Regions from separate parts of the Homo sapiens genome. Here regions 1, 2, 4, 5, 6 and 7 are each linked to region 3. Evidence: chromatin loops called from intact Hi-C (ENCODE). Cell type or tissue: heart left ventricle. All regions are shown on one strand. Region 1 overlaps DISC1 (DISC1 scaffold protein). Region 2 overlaps PCNX2 (pecanex 2). Region 3 overlaps DISC1 (DISC1 scaffold protein). Region 4 has its middle 310 kb from the start of SIPA1L2. Region 5 overlaps DISC1 (DISC1 scaffold protein). Region 6 overlaps DISC1 (DISC1 scaffold protein). Region 7 overlaps PCNX2 (pecanex 2).

Region 1 (4,000 bases), 97 kb before region 3:
GTTTAATTGACAAAAATTGTATGTATTATATATATAACATGTTATTTTGAAATATACATATGTTATATAGAAAGTTATTTATGAGACACTCTTGTGATTCTTTACAGTACAGTGTAAAGTGAACAAAGACACTTAGAATAAGGTGTAAGTTTTCAAAAGTGTCATTCACAAATTTAAAGATTCACAAAGGACGCTGCATCAACATTGAAAACCAAAATTTTCTTCAACTTTTTAAACTTCTTTTATACTTCCACTAAATAAATTTCTTTCCTTACCTAGAATTTCTTATTTTTCATTTGATATTTCCTCACATTAAAGAATTATTGTAGGGGCCAGGCACAGTGGCTCATGTCTGTAATCCCAGCACTTTGGGAGGCTGAGGAAGGTGGATCACTTGAGGTCAGGAGTTTTAGACCAGTCTGGTCAACATGGTAAAACCCCATCTCTACTAAGAATACAAAATTAGCCAGGCATGGTGGCGGGCACCTGTAATCCCAGCTACTCCGGAGGCTGAGGCAGGAGAATTGCTTGAACTCGGGAGGCAGAGGTTGCAGTGAGCAAGATCGTACCACTGCACTCCAGACTGGGCGACAGAGTGAGACTCCATCTCAAAAAAAAAAAAAAAAAGAATTATTTTAGTTCCTTAGTTTCTTGTATCACATACCTCCAAGTACAGGGTGATACACTACACACCACATAGGAGAGACATAACTTTGAAGTCTAGGATACAAACTTGAATCTTTTCAGAACATAACAACTAGAGGAGGCCTTGCAAAGATTTAACAGCAGGAGGAGAGGCTGACAGCAGGAAGAGCACATGAGAATTCATAGTTATAGCTAAGTGTTTTATTAGAAGGTTTACATATACTGCTCTACCTTTTATATAAAAGAACTATATGGAAATGGATATTAGTAGGTATATTTGCCAGGAGTTTTTCACATATTACACATATTTAACAATTTAACAGGCATTTTACTTTTTAAAAGTTTTACAGTTCTATATATCACATCTATCATATTTCATATTATCACATATATCACTTCAGTTGTCCCTCAGAATGACTAGAATAGGATTTCATGCTCACTTTATAGATGAGGAATTTGAGGCTCAGAGAGAAAAAAATTAGAATGACTTACCCACAATCGCTTAGTAAGAGGTCAGCCGGGATTAAAACTCAGGCCCACCAGACAACAAAGCCCCAGCAGAAGCTAGCCTCATGTTGTTGATTTATGTATTTGTGAGTTGGTTATCAGCCCCAGGGTCATCGTGACCCAAGAATCCCCTTGGGCCGCCCTAGACTGACCACCCCACCCAGGTGGGTGAGCAGCTTGGCCCTTCGTCTAGGAGATTGCTACACTCATCTCAATCCTGTGCAGTAAACAACAGATTATTATTGTCAGTTTAGCTGCTAAAGGAGGTTGTTTAGGGTGGTATTTCCAGTCTCATTAGGGCCACTGGGACTCCCCAAACTTAAGTTCAACCACAAATTCAGGGATACAGGCACTGGAGATGCCAAGTCTGCAGCGAGCCAGGACAAGGCAGCTGCTGTATCTTGGCCCTGGGTCAACCCTGGAGCCTATCTGTAGCCTGTCTTCAGCCTAGTTGAGCCTACTGCTCTGTGTGGCAAGTTCCTCACCAGTCAGCCCTTAAAACAAGAAGCCAGTACCTTCCTCACCAGTCAGCCCTTAAAACAAGAAGCCAGTACCTGTTCCCATTCCACCCTCTCAGTTCGGAAGAACTTTAATGCTAGTACAGTCATGTACCACTTAACCACATTTTAATCAGCAATAGACCATGTATGTGATGGTGGTCCCCTAAGATTATAATGCCACATTTTTACTGTACCTTTTCTGTTTAGATATGTTCAGATACACAAATACTTACAGTGTGACAATTGCCTACAGTATTCAGGACAGTCACATCTGCACAGCTTTGTAGCCTAGGAGCAATAGGCTGCACCACGTAGCCTGGGTGTGGAGTAGTAGGGTGCACCATCTAGGTTTGTGTAAGTACACTCTATGACGTTCACACAATGGCAAAATTGCCTAACGATGCATTTCTCATAACGTATCCCCAACATTAAATGATGTAGGACTGTATTTGATTATTTTGTTTCTACAAATATTATTCTCTTCAGTCCTTTTTTAAAGGATAATGGTAGTTTATTAAGGTCTAAATACCTCCAGAAAGAATGCTAAAGGCAAATATCAGCAAAGATGTCTAGCAGGGCTTCAATGCATCCTCAAGCAGTGTTACTCTTAAAAGCAGAAAAGAGTAGAATGCATTTGGTTCTGTTTAAAAATCAGATCCAGAGGGCATTTCCTAACTGCAGTCTAATATTTTAGAGCTGCTATAAGGTCAAATATTGGGCCCAAATCCATAGCTATGTGGCATAAACCCTTGTAAATGACAAGATGAAATTTGTAAAGAAACAAGATGAAACAGTAAAGAAACTTCAACTTAGTTACAATTCTATTTCTTTTTCATGTTAAAAACAAAAATCCCTGACTTCTTTCTACTCAATATCATTTACAGTCTGACCAGTGCTTCTCCACCATCTCTCTCCCCAACTTCATCCCATATGGAAGATGGAATTGGCACCCATCTTCATTATTACAAAGCTGATGCATTTAGCCCTTGATAACAATGCCAGTTTAGGCAGAGAGGGAACCTCAATTGCAAAATAATTATGGCTGGTTGAAACTGTGAAGCCTGAGGAATCAGAGAATTAATTAGCCACTCCTGCCCTGACTTAAGACCAGGTGCGCATGTGCCCCAAATGTTGCTATATGAATGCTTTACAAAATATTAGGAAAGTTAATGATCCTGACTGTCTCTTGGGTTAAGAGTAATGTGTTTAAGAAAGATGCATAGAAAAGCTGCGTCTGATTTTACATCCTTCGTACCCTTGCTGTGCTCACCCCTGTGAGTAGTTCTCCTATATCACCTTTACTTAGCAATGCAAAGGGAAGTGAAACCAATGAATAGTTTTGGAGCATTCCACATCTAAAACCTGAGATAAATAAGCTCTGAAATAAAGATTCAGAATAATTGAATCAATGAGCGACTCCAAATGTCACCTTCAGATATTCTGAAATGAGATATTCCTCATCTATTACAGAGGAAAAGTAAAATCGATTGAAATTTGTTTTTGTCAGTCAGGCCTTTGGAGACGAGCCGACTGGTGTTTAATCCCATGCTACCCCTCGCTGGCTGTGTGATCTCGAGCAAGTTACCAAACCTTTCAAAGCCTCCATTCCACGACTGAAAAATAGGAAGAGCAACATCCCTCCCTCACAGTGCTGTTCCTGCTGTAGCAGTAGAAGGTCCTGGACAGGTCCCATACCTCACAGCAGCCAGACCTCCTCCTAAGCACCCTCTCCCATGAAGGAGAGTGTGTGAGCCCTTGGTAAACCTCTCACCTTGTGCACCAAAGCTGTCCAGGTTAACACTTTGCTCCCTCCTTTCCAAAGACAAGGTCCCAATTTTATATTCTAAGCCTTTTGTAAAACAGAGGTTCAGAAGAGTGGGGAACTCTGCCTCCTCAAATGCTCATTCTTCCGCCGGCCCATGAGTGCCGCATTCCCACTCAACTGGCCCACATGAAGACCAGCCAGCCTGGCTGCCCTTCTGTCCTCACTTCTCATGGCCCTTACATGTGAGATGCTCCATGACGACGCATCACGGCCAACTCCTCTCCCCATCTCTGTCTCCGCCACAGCCTTTGGCACCTGTAAAATGGGGACACCTGTGCTGGGGGAGCCCCAAGTCTTCTTTCAGGTCTGCACTTCCACGTGAGGTGTGAAATGATCTCATTTCCACCCCCTTCGGACAGGGGTGAATGTAGGCCTGAGCCTGGGTTTAGCTATGTGAGTGACTATATTCAGTTTCCTGCTGCTCAGGGCTGACTGTTTTATAGCAGGTTTTGCAGAATATTTATCGCCCCAACTCTGCGAGAGGATGCTCAGTAGGTACAGGTAATCATCTGTACATTCAGGT
Region 2 (4,000 bases), 1.5 Mb before region 3:
TGGATAGAAGCAGGACTTCAGGTAAACTGCACTGTGACTTGATATACCAAAAGATGTTGACTTTTGTTTCTTGATTTTTATAACAAAATATCTGATTTTATATAACAAAAGAGACTTTTGGCCAGATGGAAGCCTTTCCTCTAGTGCTTTTATGAGTTGATTTATGTGATTTTAAGGCATTCCCCTTAAATACCTGTTGTATTCCAACATCTTGGCATGTATGATAATTTTAGAGTAGGTCCTTTAATATTATGTCCTTGGCTTTTAATGCAATTAGATTTTAAGTTTTCTATTACAGTAAACAAACATAAACTTTGATTTTGAACTTGGAAGGATGCCTACTTGGGGCTGTAAGCCATTCAGCCATGGAAGATATATTGGAAAAGCAGCCTTTTCCCCATAAGGTGACTTCAGTGGCTGGGACTGTCTCCAACTGGGCCATTAAACGGCTGATTCTTATTATTGGCAAAAAAGCCATTCCTCTTAGCTATTGTTGAGCCTTGTTACCGTGTGACAGTTTTATATCCCTGACTCCCAAGTATGAATAGGGAATTGTTAGTAATGTAACTTCCATGTCTCTTTGGGGATTCCTGAAGGAAACTGGGAGAGGAAACAAATTTCTCTCCTTGGCCCCACTGTCACTGTGGGAACCAGTGCGGTTCTTGTGGACTGCTGCAGAAACATAAGCAGCATTTTCCGGTTGTACAATAGCTGTCCATAGAGCAGGTATCTTTGGTAACATTACCTAACACAGTTCTGCTTTCCCCAGAAACCAGAATGAGGAAACTACAGCTTGAATTGCAGCCTTTAGAATTGCTAGTAGGAAAAACTGCCAGAGGATAAATCCACTTGAGTATTTTATTACCCAGAACACAAGATTGATTCAGTAGTTCAGAGCCAAAATGAACTAATTTGCCCAGAAAGTTGGAATTGCTAATCTGCCTAGAAAACCAAAGTGGAAGTAGGCTATCTGCCTAGGAAGTTGGAGGTGAAGCTGCTTAGAAAGTTGAAATGTGTTTTTGAGTGCAGAGGGTTTGTTGCAGAGTGAAGTTTTATTACTACTCAGTAGATCTTGTAATTAAAGCTTGATAGTTTCTCTTTTTTGTTCAGCAAATATTTATATTTCTTTGTGTATAAATGAATCCAAGTAATATAGCAGAGCTTTCTTCTATGGACAATCTATAACCATGTTTAAGTATTAATCTGGCTTTTACGGTGTCATAAGCAATCTAATGGAAATGCATGCAAAATGCATATCATCTGCTCCCCAGTGAAATCTGATTGGAAAGACATGATATTTACATTCATTTTGAGGATCTATAACTCACAAAATAGGCATGGTAGTCTACTGAATGGAAGAGTCATTCTGTAGCAAATTTGTTTGCAGTACTTTTTTGGGGGATTTTTATATCAAGGATGGAACTTCAACTTGTTTTTATTTAAAAAATAAGAGTAGGATGGTAATATAAATATTTATCTGAATTCACTTATTCATGGCTTTTGTTTTTGAATTATCGTAGCAAAGATCTAGCAGATATTTTTAGTTTATAAATTAGGCTTATGTTTGAAAGCTGCCGTATATCTCTGAACCCACTGTGTACCATACTCCAAAGGTGGATTGAAGCCCTGTACTTAATCTTTACTACCTCCTCAGAGTTCTTACTCTTTTGTTGACATTATCAGCTTCTCTGACCCTTATCTCAACAAAACCTCTTACTTATTGGGATTAACTTTCAGGAAAGTCCTCTAAAGCCACAATGTTTAATTATCTACCTGGTTCCCAAAGAAGATAAGCAGGCAGAAAACGGCAATAAATAATCATGTCTGTTTAGACTGTGTTTTTAACTTTAGTCAGAAGAAATAATAGTGACACTCTGACTTGGAATAGCTGAACAGGAATGTGAGGCAATAAAACAAGTCAACTAGATATTCAAAATGAAGAGTAAAACATTGTGACTTCTCTCGATATTAGATATACCCAGTACCATGTGCCATTCAATTATAGTTTAGAAATTTCGTCTTTTATTACAAATATTTGAGAGATGCATATAGCTGCGTCACTCACTTAATTTGGATAGTAGAGAGATAGGTATTTGCTGCTTCAAATTTGAAAAACTTGTGTGGGTTCTTGGTGCCTTTGATCACATGGAGGTGGAAAAGATTGGCAAGAAGCAGATGATCACCTGGGTCTACCTTGGAATAGTGTCTGCCCTCCCAAATTTCCATGTCCTTTCTTTTTGGCTTTCACTTTTTACTCTTTGCTCCTTTCACTGTCATTCTTATCTTGTTTTCTTAGACGTATTAGAAAGAGATTGTACTTTCACCCAGGCATAGAGGCATAAGGACGAAAGGTTTGTGAGGTTGATTCTAGAAAGACTTTTGTTCTCTGGGGCATTTTCTCTGAAAGCCTGAGAATTGGCCCTGCCGCTCAGTGTGGTTCTGTTCCGGTGGCAACAGCCACTGCTGCCACATGATGGCAGTCAGGTCCCATGCTCCCAGCCTTGCCTCACTTCCACGGTGTTGCTGCCTTTTTCTCCGATACTCACACAAATTTTACTGTCACATAAAAGGAGAATTGAACAAGAATCCCTGTTAAAATTCAAAATAACAGGTTATGGTTTTCAGAACAGTGCTGCTTTAGTTAAACATCCTACATGTTGAACATGTTGCTGGGACTTTCATTTCTGTGTCCCTCTATGCGCCTTGTGCCCATGTCCCTGGAGGAAGCCTGAAAAACAAGGAAAGAGGCAGAAAAAGGGAGGCCCTCTCTCTGAGAGTGATAGGCTATCGTCTTTAAACTCTGGGGAAGATGAAGAATTTCAAGAAATGTTTTTCCAATATCAGTGAGACAGTGTAGAAGAAGCACATGTATTTTGACTGTCTGTTGCTTGTAGAAGCTCAGATGGTGGAAACCTGGTGAGTCCAGTATGGTGGAATATCGTCATGGTCAATTTGAGGCCCAACTCCTTCCATACAGAAGTGCACTCTTCTGGCCCAGACTAGATCCTAGCCCCAGGCCCGTCTTTATTACCTTCTAGTGGCAGCACTTTTAGAAATTTCCACCATTAATCACTATTTCTGCTATTGCTTGGAGCTCAATCTAGCTTAAATAAACTTATCTCTGCTATAGCCCTGAACCAAACTAGTTTACCAAAGATTCACCAGAGAACGGGATAATTGAGACCAGATGTGCTAAGTATCGTGTACTGTAGTTCACAGAATAGTTACTACAGGCTTGGGATATTTCCATTTCCATTATTGTTTTGGAGGAAGAGAAAATGTCTCTTGAAACTTAACGCTTTCACTTTATATGTATTAATGTGGGAAACGCTTTGGCTTTAAGTTACTAAGATACTGTCTTTTTAGATGATTATGCTGCTCACAGTCTATAACTTAAAAAAAATGAGAGAGAATAAGCAGCAAATACTTGGAGAAGAGACGCTAGCAAAGAACATAGACTTTGGAATTATTCAAAGATTGCGCTCCTGTCCACCTGTCCGTTTCAGTGATTTTTGTGGACATCATCGTCTCTTTGGTACTTGGGTGGGCAAGCTGGATTATAACTACACTATCAGGACACCAGAGAATTATATCACATAAGGGAAACGTCTCCATTTGAGCAATGCTTACTGTAAGCATGTAACCATTTCCTCCTGGCCAAATGGAGAGCCCATATACACATGACAATACAGATGACAATACAGGTTTCTGATGCAGACATATACCAGTCATTAAGCTCAGAAGAGAATCTTTCTTATATGCCCATGCCTTGTCTGGAATACTCAACCCTCATAAAAGAGGTTAATTAAGAGGGAAGTTAATATGCTGTTTGAGACTGTCTTTATAAAATAAGGAGGATTAGGTGTGATTTGAGGGCAAGATACTCTTCCCCCATGCCTGCTAACAGAGACACCTGAAATTAATATACCATTTGCATAAAAGCATAGGAGTTATGTTGCTATTTAATATAAGAAAAAGCAAAGTCAATCCTATATCAACA
Region 3 (4,000 bases):
TGCATTCTGAATCTCTAATGATGGAGTGGGGCATCCTACCCCTGGGGCTGCTCAACCAGCACCTCTGCAATCAACCACCACTCTCAATACCCACCCACCTGTTGGCCATCTAGGAAATGGGTCTTCATGAGAGACGCGTTTTTCTCCCCTACCCCATGGTTTGCCTATCCAAACCTGGCCCACATGGGAGTAAACTCTTCTACTCAAACCCAGTGGGAAAAAAAAAATCCACTAGATTCACTCACAAAGATTGGGGGTGCCCTGCAAGAAGGAAGACTGACATCTAATTCTCTAATGTGGATATCTGTCTATATTTAGGTTCTCTTAACAGCAGAGCCTGAGACAGGGACCTGAGTACAGGTTGATTTTGAAGAAGTGATTCCCAAGAAACTAGAGTGAGAAAGAGGAAAATTCAATAAAAGGTTCACTGTGGAGCTGGTCACCACACGGACAAATGGAACCCATTGGCCAAAAGGTTCCTAGTAGTAGGAACCTCCTAGAAAAGAAAAAAAAAAACAGTGTGGAGCATGCCTCAGAACTGTTCCCTAAGAGGCTGGGTAGGCTGGGGCATTATCCACCCCCACCCCTCCTCACACAGGTTCCGAGAACACCTGTGCAGACAGGCCTGATAAACCTGTTGGGTGCCTGAGTGGAAAGCCGACTGTGAGCACGGTTCCCAGTTGTGGAGGGAATCGGAGGGAGGCCGAGGGATTGGGACACAGGGCACCCAAACTGTCCGCTGCAGCATTGTCTAAGGAACTCACTTCTGATGTGTTGCTGCCCCGTAAACCAGGGAAAAAGGAATTAGAGAGACCTAGCAGGGCAGAGAGGGTCTATTATAGGGTGGCCTGAGCATATACCATTTGTTGTGGCAAAGATACATGAACTTCCCACAGGAATCAAGAGGATATCACAAAAGTTATTCCTCCAACAAGCAAATCCACTGGGCCAGAGGACCCCACAGAAGAGGGGTCAAATGATTTGAGTACCGATATCTGCCCTCAGAGGAACCTAGTTAACCCCTGAAGATAGTTAAAGCTCTCTTGGCTGCTGGCAGGATCTGAACATAACCCAGGGTGCTCTTCTACACGAGTTCAGAGGATTAAACAGTGTTTCTCAAAAGCTGAATTAAATTGTGATTTTTAAGAACAAAGTGACAACAAAAATAATAAAACATAAAGGATCTGATTGTATCTGGATGTTTACAGCTTCTTAAATCTTATCCTAAACTAAATTTTATTAACCTGGGAACCAAAGACCCTCTAAGGAGTGAACGAATAACTCAGGAGATCTGTGAGTCTCCTGAAAATACACTCAATAGTTTTCATATATGTACATGTGTACACGTGGTTTTGCAATAGAGGAAGTCCATAGCTTTCATCAGCTTCTCAAAATAAATAAATACTTGATCCCAAAAAGGTTAGCAGGCACTTATTTGAGTTATTAATTAGTATTTAACATTGTTCATGTTGATACAACTATTTTATTTCTACAGGAAAAGCACCACTCATTCAAAAATATTATATATACCCCTTGACTCGGAGAGCCTGTGAGAGCGGTTTCTGTCCAGGCTCTGGGCTGTGTGAGCTTCAGCCTGCCACCATGGCCCCCTGGTGGTCACTGTGAAAACAGCAGTGGGTAGCTGGCACACTGAAAGGCAGGTTTTAAAAAAATTTTAGCAACTAGGTAATTGTGTTAATATGCATTAGAAAAATTTCAGAAAGTTAATTTCAACTCATTATTTTCTAGTTACGGTAATAATACATAAATAACTTTAGTTTAGAAACCAGTGATCTAATTTAACCCCCTCATTTTCTGATGAAGGGAGTGGAGTTTGGAGAGGTTCAATAACTACACCAAGCCATATACAGCTGGTTGGTGGAAGAGAAAGGACCAGAAATGACCTCCTATCCAAGGTTCTGTCAAGATTCTGTGCAACTCCTTCTTGCTGGCAATTTCAGAAGAAAAGCTGAAGGAGCATTTTCCTCTAGGGCAACTGAATCCCAATAAAGTGAAGTCAGTCTCTCTCTCTCTCTCTCTCTCTCTCTCTCTCTCTCTCTCTCTCTCTCGATATTCACATATACGTTTGTGAACCTATATATAGCTACATATGCATATGTGTCACATTCACACATTCAATGAATATAGAATACAGATTATGGGCCAGACACTATTCTAGTCTCTAGAAATAGAAAGATAAATATAATACAGTCTTGTCCTCAAGGAGCTTATCATCTGTCAGAGTAAACAGATATTCAAGAAAACAGATGTATTTAAGACCTAAGCAGAAGTGAAGTCATTCAAGGTATGCTGTCATTCAAGGGAGAGGCAGTGTGACTGATGAGCAGAGCTTTGCAAGGATATTTGTTTCACTAAGTCTGGAAGAATGGGAAATAGTTGGTAACAACAATGGGGCATGAGCAAGATCATAGAATCTAGAAACATTCAGAACATGGGGGTAACATATAATATTTCAGTAAGTGTCTATTGCAGATGCTGGTAATGTCTAGTTAAATGCTGGGCAGCTGGGCAGGGGCTGGATCGTGAAGACTTTTAATGTCATGCTAAGCAACATGAATTTTATCCTGCAAGCAATGGGGAGCCATTGAGCATAACATAATACTTCTATCATGGCCTTGTGGAAGATGAATGAGAGGTGGTAATAATGGAATCAGAAATACCAGCAAGGAGACCACTGCAATAATCCAGATTTAAAGTGTTAAAGACCAGAACTAAGGCACTGACGTGCAGGTGAGACAAGTGAGTGGAAATGAGAGAGACAGACAGTGGACACAACAGGACTTGGTGACCAATGACTGTGGGGAGGGATGGAAAGGGAGGATCCAGAGATGCCTCAGAGTCCTTGCTTGGGTAACTGGGTAAATGGCAGTGAAAGTCATTCAGACTGGGGATATAGGAGAAGGAACTGAATGGGGAGAACAACGGTAAATTTAGTTTAAAAGATAGCAAACTTAGTAAAAGGCAAGGATAAAGAGATAGTAATGTTAAGGATAAAAAGATACTAAATTAAGTAAAAATAAGGGAGATGCTCAATAGAAAACTGAATTGTGGATTGGAATTCTGGAGATAAATCAGGGCTAGAGATAGAAATTTGGGAAAAAATAGTATAGAAACAGTATCTGAAGACTCAGAGCATTTGAGACCACTGAGAAAGAAGATACAAAGTGAGAAGAGAGGAAAAGCTAGAACAGAAGACAGAAGAACAACAATATTAAAGAGAAAGGGGCTGGGCATGGTGGCTCATGCCTGTAATCCCAACACTTCAGGAGCCCAAGGTGGAAGAATTGCTTAACCCCAGGAGTTTGAGACCAGCCTGGCCAATAGAGTGAGACTCTGTCTCAAAAAAAAAAAATTAAGAAGAAAGGGAGAGAAGGAGCTCATAAGACATTAAGAAGAATGGCCAGAAATGTAGCAAGAAGACCAGGAAGGGTGAAATCATGAAAGCCAAGGGAAATGGGAGTTTTAAGAATGAATTTATTAAAAATTCTAGACACTGCCATGATACATAGCAGAATAAGAATTGAAAAATGTCTTTTAATTTAGCAAATAGAAAGTCATTGCTGACTTTGGTAGATATTTGAGGAGTGATAGAGACAGAAATCAGGTCACAGTGAGCTCAAAAAGTGAATGGAACATTCACTGGCATAGTATACAGACAACTCCTGTAAGGAAAAGGAAAGAGGATGATAGCTCATAAAGTAAGCCAACAGTTAATATTGGCTTGATAAATGTTTAATAAAGGCCTATACTTTTCTGGGGGCCTTATTAGGTCAAACCCCATAAAATGTTTGACAGGTTTCAAACAGTCAAATGTAAGAGATGTCCTTATGGTGTAACCTAATATAATTAAGAATGCATGACACTGGCTTTTAGTTAATCATATTCTATCAAAAACTTAGGCAAGACCAGAATAAAAGCATCACTCTCTGCTATGGTTTGGATCTGCGTCCCCACCCAAATCTCATGTTGAATTGTAATC
Region 4 (4,000 bases), 560 kb before region 3:
GGCGACATGAACTTCCAGATCTAGAAGCTAAAGCTACTCCCATCCCAACTGGAAAGTGGAGACAGAAGACCATGGTGGGGAAGGAGGAACTGTCCACCTGGAACACAATTCTGCTCAGACCTTGGCCACAGCCATTGCTTACATACTCTGCTGCCAAGCCCAAGGGGTCGACCAGATTAGGAGTCCGATAGGAACTTGACCTTTTAGGGGCTCAAAGATTATTTCTGTCAGATGGCTTTCTCAGAGGGAAAAGAACCCCAAGAACCACTCCCTGATCTCATGTCTCATTGATTCCACCAGTCAATCACAATGGAATCTGAAGTTTGTCTAAGGACAAAGAGTCAGCACTTTATCCTTATAAAAAGTTATAAAAAGACAGCTATAGACAGCTATGCTGCCAAAGCCCCAGGCACATGAAGGTAATTCAACAACCCATTAAATTTATTATGGTACTGGGAGGTGACAAAATTGCCTTTAGGGCCAAAGTCTGATAAAGAAGAACAGAGCTCTGTTTTAGGTCTGAAATTATACACGGTGTCAGCACATTGACAGGAGCCTGGGAAGTAAGAGGTTGCTTTGAAATTCAGAATGCTGAGTAACTCAACCTATTCAGACCTTTCTACTTTATCATCTCTCTCTCTCTCTCTCTCTCTCTCTCTCTCTCTCTCTCTTTTCCAAGCCAGGTTCTGAATGACTTAAATAGCTGGGTTGGGATTACAAAGGATTTTAGCTGTGGTTTTGTGTGTATTTGTATGCATGCATGTGTATGTATTTATGCGTGCATGTGTGTGTATTTATATGTGTGCATGTGTGTGTGTTTGTGTGTGTGTGTGTGCATGTTTGTGTGCCCCTTAAATCTGGTGCTTTCATTTTTTATGGTCTGTTTTACAAGAGAGAAATTGCCCATTGCTGTGCCAAGAGCGGTCTTTGAAACAGCAGTGAGAAGTCAGAAGAGCTGGGAAAAGGATGTTTGGCTTAATCAGTTTCGGAACCAAGTCCAGTCTGAATACTTATCAATTTCTAAGCCACTGTTTTCCCAGAGTCTGAGCCATGACCCCTCTCTCCCCACATCATTTTGTGGAGCAGGTTGTCAGAGGGAGGGATCAGACAGGGTATGCCCTTTCTGGGAGACTCCTGCTTCCTACCACACTTCACTGTCCTCAGCTGGAAGGAGGCCTTTCTCAACCCTTCTTGGCCTGGAAGCCTCTGTACTGAGAGGTTCAGGAAATCCAGGCAATGATTGATGGTTTGTTCGTGTCAGCAGAGCATAGGAAAAGCTTCTTTTCAGATAGGAGATTAAGCTCTTTTCATTTTGGGATCAAAAGCAAGAAGAAAGAGATGCATTTCATATGCAATCTGAGTTCTTTTAAAGAGTAACACCCTCCTCTCACCTTCCTCTACCCTCACTGTGTTGGAGTGGCACCAGGAGTCTGCGCTTCTGCCAGCTGCAATTTCTCCTTGTACCCGCTGGAAGCCAACCAGGATGGCTGCCGGCCTGGTCCTGCCGAGTCCTGTCCCTTGTTGATGGGCTCCAGGGAGCAATTGGCCCTGGGCCTGGCAGCCCACCTGACCTCCCTGCATTATCCGCTGTCTGTCACTTGTCATCGGGTGAGTCTGGTTGCAATCAATTCACGCAGGCTCCTGTGGGAACACGTCTGGTAACTTATCATGTTGCAGCCTGTCAAAAGTCTGACATGCTTGGGGCAAACGTTTGCTTTGTGCAACTGCTATTTCAAGGGTGTGTGATGTCGCCATCTCAACAGCGTATGTGCCCAGAGACAACAGCACTGAGAGAAAGCATGGTTTCAGGAATCCCAGGATCTGTTATTAGAAGAATGACCATTGTTAGGTAAATAACTCAGGGCACATGGTATGAACATTTGAGAAGGAGGGATCGCCTAGGGTTTCATGTCAGGTCTGGGGTGGGGGAAAGTTTATGCCGCTTTCTTTTCTTTGCGTTAGATTCCTGAATTCATTTCCTCAAAGCTTCTCCCTCCATGAATCTAGAAAGATTTCATGGACAATCTGCCATCAGGCTGAAATGATAACAAAACCTGGATTAGCACACCATTTCCCTAATAGAGTCACATAAACTCTTTTTAAAATTATTATTTCCAAGTCTGTGGCTATATTTTCTAGTCAATTGCCATTATAAATAATTTACCAAGTACAAAGGAGCATTCTGTATTGCCTGATTTATTTTAAATCCATGGCCTAAGGAAACAGAAGAGACCTTTGCTCCCTCTCCATCAGATCAGCTGGCATAAAACAATGTGTGTGCTTGGGATTTAGGTGATATTTTTTCCCTTGCATGCAAACATTGAATACTTTGGCTGAAAGAAAGCAAAACCTTTACAAAGCCCTTGGTGTTTGGATGGTGAGAGACTTGTGGCCCAGGCACCCTGGAGAGCAATGGGCAGCCAGCATCAACTACTAGACATTTGGTAACCAATCTCAGACCAAGAGCACCCAGCCAACCCAATGGCTGACTGCAAAACTGCCCAGTGAACCCATAGACTTGGGAATAATAATAAAAAACTTAAGTTCCTACATTTTGGGGTGGTTTGTTACACAGCAAAAACTAACTGATACATCCTCCAATGACTTAGTTTATATCAATCTAGAGGCCTTTGTCGGTCCTTATTTGCCTCAATGTTTCTGTCTGATTTGAGGTCATCCGTTCTGCTGAAAATCTTTAAAATGGATGCTTGTGGGGTGTTCCAGAGTGGTCTTACTTATAACAAGAGTTATCTTAAGTGACTCCTTGGAGATCTTCATTTACCTAGGCATCTCTATTGATGTGAAAGTAAAGAACCTGTTAATCTCTGTTAATCAGGAAAATGGTGTTAGAATGTGGTTTCTCCATCTACTCTTTGGTTGTCTGGCTAAACCTTGCTACCAGCAATGAGCCAGCTAGGGTAGAAAAAGCCTGGCCAATTGAAGGTTAATAATTGGGAAGTAGGTCCTAGCTACCTACCTATAGCAATCACAGAGTTCATCAGAGAAGCAGAATCAATAGGATGTATGTGTGCATATTTCTATATTATTTTGATTTTTAAATACACATAAACACACACACACTCATAGAAAGAGAGAAAGAGAGAATGATTGACAGAGATTGTGGAGGCCGGCAAGTCCAAAATCTTCAGGGTAGATCTGAAGGCCGGAGACCTAGGGAAGAGTTGATGTTGCAGTTCCAGTCCAAAGGCTGGCAAAATTCCTGGGGGGAAGTGAGTCTTTTTTCCATTAAGACCTTCAACTGATTGGATTAGGTCCATCCACATTATGGAGGGTAACTGCTTTACTCAAAGTCTACTGATTTAGTGTTAATCACATCTAAAAAATACCTTCACAGTAACACATAGATAATGATTGACCAGATACCACCAGATAATGATTGACCAGGTACCAACTAGGGCTAGCCAAGTTGACACATAAAATTAACCATCACACTACTGTTGTTGCTGATTAGATGACTAGACTTTCTTATTCTTAAGAAAGTCACTATTGTTTCTAACCCAGTAGTCATTGTCCAGGACTCAGTAGCTAGATATAGCAGACTGTGAAATGGTTCTGATCTGGGCAGATGTGCTTTGTGACTAATGAATCATGCAAAACATTTATCATATTTGCTTCCCTCTTTATTTCTCACTGATTGATCCTGGATGGGTGAGAAGTTTTCTCTATCAGAAAAGTCATCTAAATCAATAAAAATTTACAGAAACCACAAGCATTGTCATGATAGTGTCAGGGATTGCAAAGATGTCTTGAGGGTCCAGTTTCTTTTTAAATTATAGTCAGAATTACAGTGATGCCACCAAGAAAGAATAAATGTGTCAGAGATAGAAAATGTGATTTCACAATCCTTTGTTTACAGGTTTTAAAAGTCTTTGTCAGTTATGCAAAAAGCCTCTAAAAGTAGGACTAAAAACATGGGACACAAAGACTGGAACAAAACAAATGAATGTGGTTAATAACAGATATGTGGGCTCTCAAGGAT
Region 5 (4,000 bases), 50 kb before region 3:
TGGGACTGGAACCTCAGTTTAGCTGGGGGCTCTCAGAACAGACAGCTAGATGAATTAAACAATGAAGTCTCTCAGCCTTAGGCACATCTTCCAGGACAAGGGGAAGGCCAGGGGAGAGTAACATCAGTGATCCTACAAGATGTGCTTCCAGGCCAAGGCCAGGTTGCAGTTGCAGCTACTTAGCCATGGTACACGGTGGGCCTGGAGCTTCTGGGTGTGCAAAGATGTGACTCAAGAGTCCATCTGCCAGCAGTGAGCAGGGCAGGCCAGCTCTCCTCTCACTGGTACGGTGGTTCCAGCCCTCACAGGACATTAAAACCACCTGGAAACTGTTTATGAAGGTTCCTATATTCAGGAAAAATCCCTAGAGATTCTGACCGAAGGAATTTGGTGCTGCCTGGGTACCAGTATTTTTAAATTTCCCCAGATGATCCTAACATGCAGTCTGAGTGAAAAACCCAAGTTTGACGGCTACAGGAATTTAGAGCTTCTCTAAAACATACAGGGAATAATACCAGGGCCATACATTGGAAGTCCTTCCATTGGGAATGCAAAGAAAAAAGAAAAAGATGGCCAACATCTACCATTTTAAAGGGATTCCAGCAAGCATATTATTAAATGCAGGGCTGCCTCTGGCATCTGGAAGCAGCTTGGGTGCCCTGGATATAATTCTCTTTTAAAAGTTTTTTTCACAGCTTTTATAGACCACTTAAAACTGGCCTTCATCTTGTGCCAAAATAGCAGGGCTGTGTTTGTTTAGCTTCAAGATTTTCAGGTCCAATTGATTAAAAAAGGTGAGTGAGAAGCCTGCCAACACACAGTGAGGCTGTCACCCAGGCAGCTGCTGCTGCTGGCTTCCAGCATCCAGAAGCTGGAACATCAGCCAGCTCCAATCACCTGACAGAGGATGGATCCTATGAGAAGGAGGACCGGGGCTTAAAACCAGACGTACCCACTGAAGTCAGGGCAGGAGATGAAAATCTTAACAAGTGAAGGAGGTATGAAAACAACAGATTCTAGGGATCAGCAACCAATGAATGAGGGTCCATTTTTTGAAAAACAAATACTTCTACTGGCTGTCTTTTGAGTGCCAGGCATTAAACAAAGTGGAAGAAAAAAATTGGAGGGTGACTCAACAGATGGACCAGATCAATAATGAGGGGTAATTTGAGCAGGACAAGGCTGGAGCTGGAAGTGCATGCAGGATGCCAGCATCAGAGCAGCCAGGCATCAGAGAGCCAGCCTTGACTACTCGCCGGGCCTCAGGGGCTGAGCCTTCGTCCCAGGACAAGGGAGTGGCCAGAGCTTGGCTGGCCCCGTTCCAGATGAGGACTGTGATACCAGTCAGGTCAACGAGCACCGATAGAGGTAGGGCCCAATATAGGACCGTGTCTCACAATGGTGCAGACCCGCAGTCCAACACACAGGAAGGATGCTTGTTGCTAAGTCTTAGACACGGGAACTGGAGGAGGGTTGAGGGCCCCCAGCAGTGGGAAGGCAGGCATGGCATGCAGACGGTGGACGCGGACTCAAGACACCAACTCTCATCACTACAGGTCCGTGGTTTGGAAAGTCCCAGCACCATTCCAGAGAAGGAAACAGGCCCAGGTTTCTGATGGGGATGGGTAGTAGCCACAGAGCACAAGTCAGCCGCACCCACCACACACTTGCTGTAGTGCCACACTCTCGGCCCTAGAGGGCACTGACGCTTTCCCTTCGCTCTGCCCCAGGGCCAGGGCCAAAGCCATCAAGTCCTGGGCAGAGGGCGGGAGCGTTCAGTGAGAGCAGCACAGAGGTTAAAGAGCTGCTCTTTTTTGAGATCTTCGCTCTCACTTCCTTTCCAGGCAGCCAGTTCAGCAAGGTGGGTCTGGGGCTGCCTCCTGGGAGAAGAGGCCTTTCACCCTCGAACCCTGCAGGACCTCAGTTTGTCCCAGGGCAAACCTCCTACATTGGGCAGTTAGGTCAGACCTGCTTCAGGCCTTGGAAGACTGTCTTCTCCTTGGCTTCTCTTACTGCACTGGATCCAGCCAGGACACTGATCAGACCTCCAGGGCCCAGGTTAACAATATGTGGCCCAGCTCTGGGAGAGAAGCCAGCAGGTCTCCCAGGCTTTTGAACTCGGAGCTGAAAACCAAACAAAAAAACGAATCCACCCCATTGACAAGTGGCCCAGCCTAGTTGGCCAGTCAGGAGACTGCACAGGCACTGAGGCCAAAGCTGCCTTGGATTAAGAGGTATGGATGCCACCGCTGCCCTTTTACTACAGGTACACTGGCCGGGAACCTGTAGCACTGAGTGACACCTGATCAGAGAGTCACCCACTGGCTGGGTCTCCCCCAACTCAGATGCATGGCTAACAATCACTAGCTAAGCATGTATTCACTCTGTGGAAAGCCACGTCACGTTCATATATTTATTATCTCATGTATTAATATACTGATGTACCACATTATTCTAATTTACTACCTCACTTAATTCTTACAACAACCTAATGTGATGGGCAATATTATTATTAGCTCCATTTTACAGATGAAGAAACAAGACCTGAAAAGGTTAAACAACTTGCCCAAGATCATCCAGCCAAGTCATGATAAAGCTGCACTTGAACACACACTTCTCAGATTCCAAAGCCCAAGTTTCTCTCTACTAACTGTATGGCCCCTGCACTCAAAAACTGAGAAATCTCTCTGCCCTGGTGAGTTTCTTCCTCTACGTCAGTATGCATAGAGCTCAGGGCTGTACTTTCCTTCACTAGTGATATGGTTTGGATCTGTGTCCCCATCCAAGTCTCATGTTGCAATGTAATCCTCAGTGCTGGAGGTGGGGCCCGGTGGAAGGTGATTGGATCATAGGGGCAGTTTCTCATTAATGATTTAGCACCAGTGGAAGGTGATTGGATCATAGGGGCAGTTTCTCATTAATGATTTAGCACCAGTGGAAGGTGATTGGATCATAGGGGCAGTTTCTCATTAATGATTTAGCACCATCCCTCTTGGTGATGCTGTTGCCATAGTGAGTTATCACAAGGTCCGGCTACTTAAAAGTGCGTGGCACCTCCCCCACCCCCCTCCTCCTGCTCTGGCCGTGTGAAGTGCTGGTTTCCCCTTCACCTTCCGCCATGATTGTAAGTTTCCTGAGGCCTCTCCAGAAGCCAAGCAGATGCTGCCATGCTTCCTGTACAATTTGCAGAATCATAAGCCAATTAAACCTCCTTTCTTTATAAATTACCCAGCCTCAGGTATTTCTTTACAGCAGTGTGAGAACGGACTGATATGTCTAGGAAGGACAGCAACAACAGAATCCACTTTTGCTATCGGCTTTAAACCAAACTATCCTCTGCTGAACAGGAAAATTGAAACAGAAATAGAGAATGGAAAAAAAGAGGTGACTAAAACACACTTAAGGTGTGTACAGTGAAAAGGGAGAGAAACAATGGGCTCTCTAAATTACTTTTCTTAATGTGTATTACACCACACTCAACTGGATATATTAATATCATCATGGTTCTTCCAAAAATCAATAATTACCTATCTGTAGTAGATTTCCTATACTAGCCTACTTTTCTTCCTTTTTTCATTTCTAACATCCTAGTTAATTCCATGACTCCCAAGGTGTTGCCACATCCATCCCTCTGTGTACAACATGGCCGGATTACGCTTCCTAAAGTCTGGTTTTAATCATGTCACTACTCCGCTAAAACATGGTAATGGCTCCCTAAAATGCTCTTATCCTTAGCCTACAATTCAGAGCTCTGTGTATCCTGGTCCTAACCAACTCTGAAGAGCTACCACAATACTAATCCTATACCTGGGCCAATCTAGACTACTCTTCCTCCTGAAGAAATAGCTGAGCTTTTCCTCCATATTCAGCCCAGGCATATCTAGCTCCATTCCACTGTGGCCAATGGGAGAACACAGCTATCAAAAAAGAAGAGACATTGAGCCAGGAGCTCATGCCTATAATCCCGTGACTCCAGAGGCTAAGGCTAAGGATGGCTTGA
Region 6 (4,000 bases), 110 kb before region 3:
GCAAAACCACCGGCAAACCCTTGAGAAGGAATAAAGAAAGAGATGAAAAATAAAGGAAAACGATGAAAGAGGGAAAGAGGAGTTAAGGACAGAGTGGAAAAGGGGAGGGAAAATACGGACTAAGAGTGAAAACTGGAGACAAGATAGGAAAGCAGAATCTCTTCTGACCTAAAAAGGGGAGAACGGAGGGTTTGGGGCAGGTGCTACCGAGCACTCTCCTTTGCCCACCTGAGAATGCCAGCCACATGCATGTGACTTCTTCTCAAAAGCAGAAACAACTGTTTATTTTTTTATGCCTCTGAGTGGGAGTGTCCTTGAGGTTTTGTTTTTTCTTGTCCCCCAGCCAGCTAAGCAGGAGCTTTAAAACACACTCAATGCCAAAGCACACTTATTGCAATACAAATGGAAGATTAGCAGAGGAATGCTAAGGGGACAGTGGCAGCTTTTTTCTCTCCCTTGCGAATAGCCAGGTTTGAAGTGCTCTGCTCACCTTCTACAGATAGTCTTAACCAAGCTGATGATTCAGGCTTGGTGGATTAAAAAGACTGTGTCCTTTCATTAAGCCATACATAGTGCTCCAACTGTTTCCTAACCAGGGTTTCCAGTTCTTCAGTTTGTAATCATTTGCAAGGACTTAAAACTTTTCTTTCTAAACAAATCTAACTGTATGGGAAGATCTATCAACAACAGGAGAGGAAAACTGCTGACTTATGGGTAACACGACAATAACAAATGGGCCACAGGGCTGTGTGCCCAAGACTCATCTTTTTTTTTAAAGCTTGAAAATGAATTCCTCCTGTCTTGCACACTCAGGAGGGTTTACTAGCAGCCTAATTAATTAAGAGCATCTATGTATCTGATGGGGATGCTCCCATGGCTGGAACAGGCGCTCTCTGCTCCTCCTGGGTACCTCACTATTCCCTCTATTATTATTATTTTTTAAACACAGTTCCAAACCACTTTTTACAGCCTCCAGGGTCTAGCTACGGGAAACCTTCCACGAATCAGCCCCAGTTCTTCTATGCTGCCTATTCTCATCTGAAGCAAAAGAGGTACATCCGTTGCATGCTAAACAATTACTTTCTTTAAATCTTTCTCATTTCCGATCACATGGAATGGCAGTGTGATAGCTAACCAGACATGTGAATAAGTCATGGAAGATTTTTTTAAAGCAGATTTAAATAAAATATCCCTCATTATGGTGCTTAATTCCATCTACTGCTAAGAAGACAGCCATCTGGAGAATACCAGCAAGGTGGGTATTAAGGAGGCATGCGCACCCCATAACGTAACACTGAAGCAGAGGTTTGACGCCAGGCCTCAAGAAGACTGGTGATGCTATCAAGAAGGAATGTAATTGTGTTGATTTATGTGTTATTTTTATTCTGTATTTTAAAGGCATGAAGACTGGCTATCCCGAGGTGATAAATGAGGTCTTAGAAATGGCATCTTTCTTTTGAAGTTTGTCCCACGAAGTTGTACCCTCCTGCGGCAGAGGATGAGCAGACGGTAAGCTTTGCCACAGCGCCCTCTTGTGTTCAGAGAACCGCAATGACAACATTTCCTCGTATTAAGAAACTATCATGACTTTAATTACAGATTAATTATACCCTTTCGTCAAGGTTGAAAGAAGAATCCATACAAAGCACGACGACTAGAAAGTCGAAGACATGCTTTCTTTTCTTTTTTTCTTTTTATTGTGACATCATGTCTCTTCAATGCCCTTTCAATTAATAGTAGTTGAGCGCTGGGGGCTGAAGTCAGACTCTCTGGGTTCAAATCACAGTGCTGTGTCCTGCAGGCTGTCCTCAGGCAAGTTGCTGACTTCTCTGTGTCCAGGACTCTGCATCACAGTACTTATATCCTAAGGTAGTAGTGAACATTAAATATTAAGGACTTCGAAAGTGCCTGGAGCCTTGTAATAAGTGTTAGCTGTTGGTCATTATCATTGATGTTATTTTTTTTAATAAATCAAAGAATTGTTACATTTCTGCTTGAAGTGACTTCAGAGATAATTAAATCCAAGTTTTTCATTTTGTAGATGAGAAATCTCTGGTCCAAAGGAGCAAAGTGAACTGCCTACAGTTGCCTAATTAGTCAATGGCAGAGCTGAAACTGGAATTTAAATCTTCTGGTTCTCTAGGGCCCGGGTTTCTGTCTTTTCTGGAGAACAGCTCCCATAGGAAGCTCTTTTTGCTCTGCACGTGCAGGGGGTAGACTTGCAGGAACTTCATGCAGGGCCCTGGGGGGATGTGGGCCACTATGGGAAAGGCACTGAGCCACACACACACACCAGGCTCAGAGGTCTGGACACAGGAGTAATGAGTTGAGTAATCCCTGTCCTTTTTTGCCATGACAATGAGATCGATAATCCAAGACTTACAGAACTGGATGATGTGAACTATAGTCTGCCTAGAAATATTGGTCTTAACCACTTTCAGGAAGACTAAAATGACCACACACATATACAAAAAAGTCTAATGCTTGTAAATCTGTTTTTAGAGTACCAGATTCCTAAGCTGCCATATCTTCTGAGATAATATCCAACTCCAAAGCTGAGCTTCCAAGAGGGCCTTGTATGAATATGGAACTAAGAGGCACACTGGCTGCAGACCTGACTTCTCTCATGTACTGTTTCTGTTCATTTTCTTTTTAAAGAAAATATCGTATCACAAAAGGACAAATGTCATGTGATTCCACTTATATGAGGCACCTAAAGTAGTCAAATTCAGAGACAGAAAGTATAACAGAGGTTGCCAGAGGCTGGGGGAAGGGAGAATGAGAAGTTATTATTTAATGGGTGTGGCCAATATTGCCAAGGAAATAGACGTCAGTCTACAGATCAGTTAGTGTTTACATTTTCAAAATTCAACCTAATGTTTATTAGGCTAAAGATTATGTTATCTTGAATTAAGACTCATAATACAACAAAGGTTTAGCCTCCCATCCTGGGTGAACCTCTGGGATTTCTTAACCTCCTTTTGATTTTCTGGCATCACTGAAAGCCGACATATAAACAAACCAGTGTAACACAATCACTGCCCAATGTATTGGTGGTCTTTGGCAAACATGAAGAGTGGGCATTAACGAATGATACTAGACAGTTCTCTTCCCCTGCAAAGACATGTGGACTTCAAATAGGAAACATCAGCATACAGCAATTGTCAGACTCCCAGGTCAGCATGTTTGTTTGGAAAGAGCTCTAGAGTGAAGACCGAAAGACAGGGTTCTGGCTCCAGCTCACCTACACACTTGTCGGACCTCGGCAAATGGAGTGAGTTCTCTGGGCCTTTGCTTGCTCCTCTCTAAAACAGGGACTCAATAGGTGATCTCTAAAGTCCTTCCGTGATCATTCTGTGACCTGGGCCCAATACCGCTCCAGGTCTACCACAGCCGTGGTGTGGAGTGCTATTCATAACTACATAACTGAGAAACTTTCAAAGGAGATTTAATTGTACTAAGACTACCATGCAACCAAATAAAATAATTAGACTGCTACTTTCTCCTTCTGGAGTAATCTGATATTCAGGATGAGAGATTTAACATAGGATTTTATATATCAAAACAAAAATAAAATTGGAAGGAACAATATACAAGAATTTTTGTATAAGGAAGCCTTCTTAACATCTACCTTTCTTTTTAAACGGTCATCACGTCGTTCAGTACCAAAAAATGGTGTCCACCTCCTCAGATTTTTTTGTTGTTGTTGTTGTTTTATTTTGTTTTTGAGACGAGTCTCCCTGTCACCCAGGCTGGAGTGCAGTGGTGCGATCTTGGCTCACTGCAAGCTCTGCCTCCCGGGTTCATGTCATTCTCCTGCCTCAGCGTCCTGCGTAGCTGGGATTACAGGCGCCCACCACCACACCCAGCTAATTTTTTGTATTTTTAATAGAGACGGGGTTTCACTGTGTTAGCCAGGATGGTCTCAATCTCCTGACCTCGTGATCTGCCCACCTCGGCCTCCCAAAGTGCTGGGATTACAGGCGTGAGCCACTGCGCC
Region 7 (4,000 bases), 1.5 Mb before region 3:
GCTAACCTTGGGTTGATATTAACAGGATTGCCACTGTCTCTGTTGCTTTTCAAATGCATTAGAAATTCATGCACATTGATTTTTGGTTGCCAGGATGCATAAGTCTCACAAGAGCTCACTGGATTAGGTTGCCTTTTTCTCCCATGGTTTGGAAAGTATCTTTTTTTTTTTAATGTATTATTGCCTTGTATATTAAATATTCAAAGATTCTTAAATGTTTGACATAAAGGGAGACTTTATTCTTGGGGCAAGTAACATTATCATCAAGAGGTCTAAAAATGTGAAGCCTTTCATTATTTTACTAAGAGATAACTTATTAATGTTCATTCATTTATCCAGTCGACCTTTAATGAGACTCTTGGGAGGCAGAGCCAAGGATTCAAAGCCAGAGATAACATGGGAGGTTAGTGAAACACGCAGACATGAAGTTAGAGCTGCAGATTCAATTTTGGGCATTTTGGAGGAGGGGTAATGGGGAAGGCTTCTTAGAAGAAGAAATACTTCGGTTAGGCCCTGAAGAAAGATTGGTTTCCATTGGTACAGATGGAGAGAAGAGGATTGTAGATGGTATGATGTCATGTGAGTGTCAAGTTTCTTTATTTCTGTTTACCTTTTTCCTGGAAATGTTTCAGTTCATTCTAGAAAAGCTCATCTTTGAAAAAATAATATAATTATATATATATATATATATATATATATATTTTTTTTTATGATTGCTTTGCCACATTTTTCCAAAGGATGCTCAACAATACAACGTGGCTGGCTGCAGTGGCTCACGCCTGTAATCCCAGCACTTTGGGAGGCCAAGGTGGATGGATCACCTGAGGTCAGGGGTTCAAGACCAGCCTGGACAACATGGCAAGACCCCATCTCTACTAAAAATAGAAACATTAGCCTGGCATGGTGGCACGTGCCTGTAGTCCCAGCTACTTGGGAGGCTGAGGCACGAGAATTGCTTGAACTCAGGAGGCGGAGGTTGCAATCAGCCAAGGTCGTGCCACTGCACTCCAACCTGGGCAACAGAGCGAGACTCTGTCTCAAACAAACAAACAAACAAACACAAAATACATTGGGTTGAAATTTATACACCATTACCCAGCTGTGCAAAGAAAATGTTGAGTTACCTTTTAGCTGACCACATATTGCTCTGAGCTCTTATACCTGTTGATGTGGGGAGTGTAGGGATGACTTAACTTAAAAGTGCCAGTTGCCAGATACAGTGGCTTACACCTGTAATCCCAACACTTTGGGAAGCTGAAGTGGGGAGACGGTTTGAGCCCAGGAGTTCAAGGCTGCAGTGAGCTATGACTGTACCACTGCACTCTAGCCTGGGGCAGAGTGAGATCCTCTCTCAAAACAAACAAAAAAAGTGCTAATTAGGGTAACTCAGCCCTTTCAGTCTTGGAGTTTGTGTGTGAACAAGTGTTTAATTTATTCAAAGAATCAGTCTTTTGGGACTGTTTATTCTCTTCCCTTTCATGTATTCAGGCTCTCCTCCTCCTCCTTTCCAGGGCCTCTGTGTGTTAGGGATAGGATTCCTAAACCTGTGGGTGGAAGTGGACCTGAGAGGGGCACTTCTGAGGAGGGGAGCATCCCCTTAGTCCAGTCACCGGGTGTACTGTGTGTTGTACCTGCCTGGTTTGGGTGAGGTGCTGGATCTGCCACTCACTGACCACCGGAGACCCTGCCATTTGCCCTAGCTGTGTTCTGCACACACTGTCAGCCCGTACAAGGTCTGTGAGCTCTGCCCAGCCCCACCCCCAGCTGCCAGTATGTAGTTCTCACCACAGCCCTAGTATGTGGGGGCCCTGTGGAATACGGGCTTTCCTGAGGGACTTGCATTTTCCCCTGAGATAAGCCCGGAAGTGCTAACTCCCTACCACCCTCCAGAACATTAGTGTTGAACCTTCAAGAAGGTTCCATGAAAGTATCAGGATAGCTTGGGAAGATGTGAATGCCATTGATTTCATGAGTAGAAGAGCTAGAGGAAACTAGAAACTTTAGATTATCAAATGTATACATCCATTGATTTAATATCTCAAAAATATCCCCGTTAGAGCAGAAACTTGAAAATAAGTAAATACTGCAAGAATAAATCAGAAATAGTCCTGCCATTCCTTATTTTACATTTGTAATCCTATAAATGTCACGATGATGCATAAAAACTCAACTCATCTGTAGCGTTTTATTGTTAGACACTTAACCAAATTCATTGCTTCAACCATTTAAACTTTAAGTAAAAAATTTTAAAGTTCTATATTCTAATATATATGGGTATGGAGGAGGAAAAACGAAGATTGCTAACCAGGCTCATGTTTAGACCCTAAGAAAATATTTACAAAGTCTCATACTGGGAAAATAATGTAGTTCTACTATTTGATTTCTAAATATAATTGATATCACCAGGAAATTAAATTACGTTTCAGCCACAAAATAAAAATTAAATAGGTTTTCTTGTCATTATCCAACAAATATTTGCTGTAGGCTGGCTATGCCTGCAGTTTTGTGCTAGAAGCTGGGTATACAATGGTGAAAAGACTCAGTCCCTGCCTACAAGAAGTTTAACAGCCAGTCAACCAATTCAACTCTATACAACAGAAATTCTGATTAGAATAGGCTCTGGTGGTGTGGGACACAGGAAAAGCTCCAGGCCAGGAAATAGGGGATCAGAGAGGCTTCCTCAGCAAGGTGACACCTCAGCTGAAATGTGGAGGATGAGTTGGAGTTAACCAAATAAAAGGAGATAAGACTATCTAGACAGAGAAACGACCTGGCCAAAGGGGCCTGGAGGTGAGGCTGAAAGCAGGTGTGCTCAGTGTTACTGGAGCCTGGAGGCACAGGGGAGCTATTTCTCAGAAGAGACTAGCAAAAGCAAGCAGGAGATAAGGCTCGGAAGACAAGACTTTAATCCCCTCCTTCCCCCATCCTCCCTGCCTCTCTCCTTCAAGTGCAGCACACGAGCTCTGGGAGTGCTTCCCCCGCAATGTTCTGCAAGCTCTTTCTAGTAAAGGATGGAATTCTGCAGGCTCTAATGGGCGGGTGGTCAGGAGGTGAGCCAAGGCCAGAGGAAGACTTGTCTGAAATTCCTCCCTGGTACAAATACAGTGTGTGTGTAGGGAATGAAGTGTCCCTGAAAGGGGAGCTCCCAGAAAGGGCTGTCACTTTTATAAAGGGCTGGTCACTTAAAATACACACACACACACACACACACACACACACACACACACACACACAGGAGAAGAGGAGGTTATTTTTCATTGTCATAGCTGTAGAGTTTAGCTCTCAAGCACAAAGGGAAGGGCAGAGCTTGGGGCATGGTTGGAATTGGTGAAAACCTGTTGTTTGAACTCAAGATTGGCATTCAGGGGTTTTGAATATTACCAATTAAAAATGTTGCATGAATCCATGTTATAAACTGGTACTTCTCTGTCACTAAGTTTATCCATCATGTGCTTCTAACCCCACAGAGTATATTCTGTAGACTCATTACCATGGTTTTTAAAATCTTACATTGTCCCAATATGTTATGGGCCAGTACCTGGGCAATCACCTTGAAACATTTTGCTTATTACACTGCTGGTTGAGAGGCAGGTGCAGTCTACCCAAGGGCAGCATAGGATCTGTAGGAATACAGCATTTTCCGCTTCCATTTACTCTCACCTGGATATGGTCTCCAACTCATTCAGCTTGTCTTACATTAAAAAATGAGATAGTATTGTATGTGAAAGTGTTTTGTAAACTCTAAAGCTCTATGCAAGTCTATGATAGTGGCATTATTATTATTATTATCATTATGGATAGCATGACGGTCAAGCATTGCATTGGTCCTAAACTGATGAGAATTGGTGAGAATTGCAAAGATAAGCACAGTGCTAGGCCTGGCTGACTGTTATTCTAGGTAGATATAAAGGTAGCATTTACATCACAATTTACTATCATTAAAACATTAACAAGAACTCATAAGAATATTGGCATTTACTAAAAGATGAAACAATTGAAA

Evidence for each region. Hi-C counts contacts between places; a loop is a spot of excess contacts. Peaks named below come from ENCODE experiments on the same cell type or tissue, not always from the same donor. Only the 100,000 strongest peaks of a DNase experiment are listed, where the experiment ranks them.
Region 1: a loop joins it to region 3, with 2.1 times the contacts of the local background. A loop is called at or near these places in 15 of 110 quality-filtered maps.
Region 2: a loop joins it to region 3, with 10 times the contacts of the local background. A loop is called at or near these places in 19 of 110 quality-filtered maps.
Region 4: it touches region 3 in a loop (2.3-fold over the local background); 3 of 110 quality-filtered maps call a loop at or near these places.
Region 5: a loop joins it to region 3, with 7 times the contacts of the local background. A loop is called at or near these places in 44 of 110 quality-filtered maps.
Region 6: a loop joins it to region 3, with 2.1 times the contacts of the local background. A loop is called at or near these places in 14 of 110 quality-filtered maps.
Region 7: a loop joins it to region 3, with 4 times the contacts of the local background. A loop is called at or near these places in 19 of 110 quality-filtered maps.

Annotation. Positions count from the first base shown.
Region 1 is chr1:231,851,346-231,855,345 of GRCh38, reverse strand. The region is part of intron 9 of DISC1 (DISC1 scaffold protein); the gene reads right to left. The region is part of intron 12 of TSNAX-DISC1 (TSNAX-DISC1 readthrough (NMD candidate)); the gene reads right to left. Among named protein-coding and RNA genes, the nearest start is that of DISC2, 35 kb to the right of the region's middle. In heart left ventricle, no CTCF peak of the experiment used is centred here; a DNase peak (open chromatin) is centred at 1,545; H3K27ac peaks cover 645 bases.
Region 2 is chr1:233,239,743-233,243,742 of GRCh38, reverse strand. All of the region lies in intron 8 of PCNX2 (pecanex 2), which reads left to right. Among named protein-coding and RNA genes, the nearest start is that of PCNX2, 54 kb to the left of the region's middle. RefSeq lists a silencer at 526-820. In heart left ventricle, CTCF peaks have their summits at 2,273 and 2,472 (motif pointing right); a DNase peak (open chromatin) is centred at 2,482; H3K4me3 peaks cover 271 bases.
Region 3 is chr1:231,754,586-231,758,585 of GRCh38, reverse strand. The region is part of intron 4 of DISC1 (DISC1 scaffold protein); the gene reads right to left. The region is part of intron 8 of TSNAX-DISC1 (TSNAX-DISC1 readthrough (NMD candidate)); the gene reads right to left. Among named protein-coding and RNA genes, the nearest start is that of DISC2, 62 kb to the left of the region's middle. In heart left ventricle, no CTCF peak of the experiment used is centred here; a DNase peak (open chromatin) is centred at 1,595.
Region 4 is chr1:232,316,912-232,320,911 of GRCh38, reverse strand. No RefSeq gene overlaps it. Among named protein-coding and RNA genes, the nearest start is that of SIPA1L2, 310 kb to the left of the region's middle. In heart left ventricle, no CTCF peak of the experiment used is centred here; a DNase peak (open chromatin) is centred at 1,511; H3K27ac peaks cover 2,396 bases.
Region 5 is chr1:231,804,555-231,808,554 of GRCh38, reverse strand. The region is part of intron 8 of DISC1 (DISC1 scaffold protein); the gene reads right to left. The region is part of intron 11 of TSNAX-DISC1 (TSNAX-DISC1 readthrough (NMD candidate)); the gene reads right to left. It overlaps LOC105373170 (a long non-coding RNA gene), which reads left to right. Exons shown (of 4, transcript XR_949268.4): 3 at 1-2,837; 4 at 2,890-2,980. Among named protein-coding and RNA genes, the nearest start is that of DISC2, 12 kb to the left of the region's middle. In heart left ventricle, a CTCF peak has its summit at 1,686 (motif pointing right); DNase peaks (open chromatin) are centred at 1,324 and 1,724.
Region 6 is chr1:231,864,387-231,868,386 of GRCh38, reverse strand. The region is part of intron 9 of DISC1 (DISC1 scaffold protein); the gene reads right to left. All of the region lies in intron 12 of TSNAX-DISC1 (TSNAX-DISC1 readthrough (NMD candidate)), which reads right to left. Among named protein-coding and RNA genes, the nearest start is that of DISC2, 48 kb to the right of the region's middle. In heart left ventricle, a CTCF peak has its summit at 1,541 (motif pointing left); a DNase peak (open chromatin) is centred at 1,506.
Region 7 is chr1:233,232,659-233,236,658 of GRCh38, reverse strand. The region is part of intron 9 of PCNX2 (pecanex 2); the gene reads left to right. Among named protein-coding and RNA genes, the nearest start is that of PCNX2, 61 kb to the left of the region's middle. RefSeq lists enhancers at 1,155-1,676, 1,677-2,200. In heart left ventricle, no CTCF peak of the experiment used is centred here; no DNase peak of the experiment used is centred here.